Linked DNA regions of Homo sapiens: region 1 is linked to region 2. A link is a loop called in an ENCODE intact Hi-C map of the cell type or tissue named here. Cell type or tissue: body of pancreas. All regions are shown on one strand.

Evidence for each region. Hi-C counts contacts between places; a loop is a spot of excess contacts. Peaks named below come from ENCODE experiments on the same cell type or tissue, not always from the same donor. Only the 100,000 strongest peaks of a DNase experiment are listed, where the experiment ranks them.
Region 1: it touches region 2 in a loop (4-fold over the local background); 71 of 110 quality-filtered maps call a loop at or near these places.

The regions. Positions count from the first base shown.
Region 1 is chrX:1,445,945-1,448,444 of GRCh38, forward strand. All of the region lies in intron 1 of ASMTL (acetylserotonin O-methyltransferase like), which reads right to left. Among named protein-coding and RNA genes, the nearest start is that of ASMTL, 5.7 kb to the right of the region's middle. In body of pancreas, no CTCF peak of the experiment used is centred here; no DNase peak of the experiment used is centred here.
Region 2 is chrX:1,395,989-1,398,488 of GRCh38, forward strand. It overlaps LOC124900597 (serine/arginine repetitive matrix protein 1-like), which reads left to right. Exons shown (of 5, transcript XM_011546186.2): 4 at 384-1,236. The coding sequence ends at 404. LINC00106 (long intergenic non-protein coding RNA 106) reads left to right here and starts at 1,037. Exons shown (of 3, transcript NR_130733.1): 1 at 1,037-1,236. In body of pancreas, no CTCF peak of the experiment used is centred here; no DNase peak of the experiment used is centred here.

The sequences.
Region 1 (2,500 bases), 50 kb after region 2:
AGACTCTGCTCCTCCACCTCCTGTGGAGGACCTGACATCAGTCAGACCCGCCCGCAGTTATCCGGAGGCCTAACCCTCTCCCTGTGGTGCTTTGCTTCAGTGGTCACACGCTCCTAGTCCGCCTTCATGTTCCATCCTGTACACCTGGCTCTGCCTTTAGTTAGCAGGAGCAAATTAGTGAAAGTACTAAAAGTGTCTGATAAGCAGAAATAATGGCGTAAGCTGTTTCTCTCCTTCTCCTCTCTCTCTCTGCCTCGGCGGCCAGGCAGGGAAGGGCCCCCTGTCCAGTGGACACGTGACTCACGTGACCTTACCTATCATTGGAGATGGCTCACACTCCTTACCCTGCTCCTTTGTCTTGTATCCAATAAATATCAGCGCAGCCTGGCATTCGGGACCACCACCAGTCTCCGCGTCTTGGTGGTAGTGGTCCCCCGGGCCCAGCTGCCTTTTCTTTTATCTCTTTGTCTTGTGTCTTTATTTCTACACTCTCATGCCTCCGCACACAGGGAGAGATCCACTGACCCTGTGGGGCTGGTCCCTACATCTCATGACATTTTTTTTTTTTTTTTTGAGACGGAGTCTTGCTCTGTCGCCCAGGCTGGAGTGCAGTGGTGCCATCTCGGTTCACTGCAACCTCTGCCTCCCAGGTTCAAGCGATTCTCCTGCCTCAGCCTCCCAAGTAGCTGGGACTGCAGGCGCCCGCCACCACGCCCGGCTAATTTTTTGTAATTTTAGTAGAGACGGGGTTTCACCATGTTAGCCAGGATGGTCTCGATCTCCTGACCTCGTGATCCGCCAACCTCGGCCTCCCAAACTGCTGGGATTACAGGCATGAGCCACCATGCCCAGCCCATAATTTGTCTTTTAATAAAAGTGGGAAAACTGGAAAAAGAAAAATCGTGTTTGAAAAACTATAGTTACCCCTGTCGTGAAATTCTAGTCTTGCCTAATGGTTTTCAGTTTTTATTCTTTTCTACGGTTTGAATTAAATTCTAATTTTTCTGGCTACATGTCTCCAAGATAATGTTTTGCATTCTTTTCCTTTTTCTTTTTCTCCAATTTTTCCTAACTGAAAACCTCTGAAACCCAAGTTCTGCTTTCTTAAAGCCCTGTGAACTAAAAGCTAGATGTTTCAACGGGTGCTGCTTGGAAGGCCCCTAAAGAGTGCTACCAGGAACAAATCAACCTCTTCCCCTCCAGGGCTGTGTTTGGTGACCCGTAATAACCACCTCCCTCAGCAGGAAGTGGCCAGAAAGAACACACCACCCCTCGTCCTGTTATAACTAGAGGGTCTGGATTCACAGAGCAGGAGCATTGCCATCTTCGACACACACTGCCATCTTGGACCCATTACACCATCTTGGACACACACCGCCATCTTGGATAAGCACCACCATCTTGGACACACAACATCTTGGACACACATGGCCATCTTGGAGAAGCACCACCATCTTGGACACACACTGCCATCTTGGATAAGCACCACCATCTTGGACACACACCATCTTGGACACACACGGCCATGTTGGAGAAGCACCACCATCTTGGACACACACCGCCATCTGGGAGAAGCACCACCATCTTGGACACACACCATCTTGGACACACACGGCCATCTTGGATAAGCACCACCATCTTGGAGACACACCATCTTGGACACACACCGCCATCTTGGATAAGCACCACCATCTTGGAGACACACCATCTTGGACACACACCGCCATCTTGGAGAAGCACCACCATCTTGGACACACACCATCTTGGACAAGCACTGCCATCTTGGACATGCATGGCCATCTTTGACACACACCACCATCTTGGACACACACCGCCATCTTGGATAAGCACCACCATCTTGGACACACACAGCTATCTTGGATAAGCACTACCATCTTGGACACACACCATCTGGGACACACACTGCCATCTTGGACCCATAACACCATCTTGGACAAGCACCGCCATCTTGGACACACCGCCATCTTGGATACACAACACCATCTTGGAAAAGCACCACCATCTTGGACACACACCGCCATCTTGGATAAGAACCACCATCTTGGACACACACCATCTTGGACACACACCGCCATCTTGGATAAGAACCACCATCTTGGACACACACCATCTTGGACACACACAGCCATCTTGGATAAGCACCACCATCTTGGACACACACCATCTTGGACACACACCGCCATCTTGGATAAGCACCACCATCTTGGACACACACCGCCATCTTGGATAAGCACCACCATCTTGGACACACACCATCTTGGACACACACTGCCATCTTGGATAAGCACCACCATCTTGGACACACAACATCTTGGACACACACCGCCATCTTGGATAAGCACCACCATCTTGGACACACACCATCTGGGACACACACTGCCATCTTGGACCCATAACACCATCTTGGACAAGCACCACCATCTTGGACACACCGCCATCTTGGACACGCCACCATCTTGGATACACACCACCATCTTGG
Region 2 (2,500 bases):
AATGGGTGGGTGGGTGGATGGATGGATGCACTCTGTTGGCAAATGCTTCTGGGATGGATGGATGGATAATGGATGGATAGATGGATAATCAATGAGTGGGTGGATGGATGGATAGATGGATGTGTTTGCTTGGTAAATGATTCTGGAATGGATGGGTGGATGGATGGATGGATGCGCTCGATCGGCAAATGCTTCTGGAATGGATGGATAATTGGATGGGTAATGGGTGGGTGGATGGATGCATGGATAGATGGATGTGCTCACTCAGCAAATGCTTCTGGAATGAATGGATGATGGATGGATGAATAGATGGATGGATGGATGAATGGATGGATGGATGGATGGATGAATGAATTGCTAATTGGGGCTGTTTTTCCATACAGAGTGCTGCACGTGGGACTTAGCCTTGGACACTAACTCCTTTGCCCCTCGTATCTGGGAGGGAACAACACAGTTGCTATGCCTGACTAGGGCATGACCTGGGAGGCCTTTGGGGCCACACAGCCTCCTTGGGAAAGGAGGATCAGGTGGGCCTCACACCCAGGAATTGGAAGTGGGAGAGACAACAGCTGCTGGGTAGTGGGGGTAGAGCTGTGTCTCTCACTGCCCTGCCCCTCCAAGGACCAAGAAGAAAGGAATGAGCCCCGATCCGCCTGCCAGGTACCCACCCATGAGAACCCCTTCTCTGCCAGCATCTGATAAAATTACCTGCGTAGCTTTAGAGATCACTGCTGCCTGACCAGCAGCCGCTCTGCTGGAATCTGTCCAGAAAGCCCCTTGGGGCTCAGAAAAGTAGGTGGGTTAATAATAGAAGTAGATGTGGGTTTTTTTGTTTGTGTGTTTATTGAGACGGAGTCTTGCTCTGTGGCCCAGGCTGGAGTGCAGTGGCGTGATCTCGGCTCGCTGCAATCCCTGCCTCCCAGGTTCAAGCATGTCTTCTGCCTCAGCCTCCCAAGTAGCTGGGATAGCAAGTGTGCACCACCACGCCTGATTTTTGTATTTTTAGTAGAGATGGGGTTCCATCCATCCATTCCAGAAGCATTTGGCAAGCACATCCTGGGTGCCAGGCCCAAGCAGGCTGGTCTCAAACTCCTGACCTCAAGTGATCCGCCCACCTCGGCCTCCCAAAGTGCCGGGATGACAGCTGTGAGCCACCGCGCCCCGCCCAGAAGCAGAGGTGTTTTAACGGGAAGACTTCAGGCTTCATCGGACGGCCGGGAAGGAATCAGAGCAGGGGTGAGGTTGGCTTTGTGCGGGGTGGGGTGGGGTGCCAGGCTCTGTGTCGGGTGGGGGCAGCAGCACATCTTTTGTAATTAATCATTGCCGAGGCTCTGCCTGTACGAAGTGTGGTCCGGGGAGGGCTGATGAGGCTGCAGGATGAGGGGGCTTGACAGACCCCTTTCCCCAGAAGAGGGCCCCCAAAAGGCATTGCCCCTGAAGAGGGCTCCCCAAGACCTCATCCCTGAAAAGGGACTCCCAGGGTCACCCCCCTGAAAAGGGCTCCTCAAAAGGCCCCCCGAACGGGGTCCCCCCAAGACTGCCCTCTGAAGGAGGCCCCCGAAGACTTCCCCCGTGAAGGTGCCCCCCAAGACCTGCCCCCTGGAAGAGGGCTCCCCAAGACCTCTCCCCCTAGAAGAGCCCCCTAAGACTTTTACCCTGGAAAAGGGCTCTCTGCAAAGCTTCCCTGGACGTGCGCCTTCGAGCTGGGCAGGTAGGGAGGAGCTGTGTACTCGACATCATCCTTAGGATCTGTTGTCCTCCCGCTTCCCCTGCCCCGGCCCCCAGATGAATCCAGAGGCTGTTTTAGAGCCAGACGGACACTCCTGGTATGCACCAGACACTCATAGTGCAGTGCTCGCTGAGTAGAGGAGGAGTTAGTGGGTGAACCCGGCCCGCCAGGCTGCCCTGCACAGAATTCCAGCCTTGTCACCCCACTGGTTTTTAAATCATCACAATCCTCGGGATGTTCTGTGCATGCCACACACAGACTCTTAAGAGTCCAGAGGTCCTGTTTTTGCACAGTTACTCCAATGAATAAAAAGACGGGCTGGGCGTGGTGGCTCACGCCTGTCATCCGAGCACTTTGGGAGGCCGAGGCGGGGTGGATTGCCTGAAGTCAAGAGCTGAAGACCAGCCTGGCCAACATGGTGAAACCTCGTCTCTACTGAAAATACAAAAAAATTAGCTGGGCGTGGTGGTGGGCGCCTGTAATTTTAGCTATTGCGGAGGCTAAGGCAGGAGAATCGCTTGAACCCGGGAGGCGGAGGTTGCAGTGAGCCGAGATCACACCACTGCACTCCAGCCTGGGCGACAGTGAGACTGTCTCAAAAAAAAAAAAAAAAAAAAATTTCTAGCAGACACTGAAGGGAGAGGGAGAGGAACAAGCCCCAGGGACCCTTTATCCGACTTCCTTCCACCTGGGGGACTCCCTCCACGGGCCCTTGCTTTAAGGGCAAATGGCGAGGGCACCAGAACACAGGGAGGCCATGCCGGAGGTCCC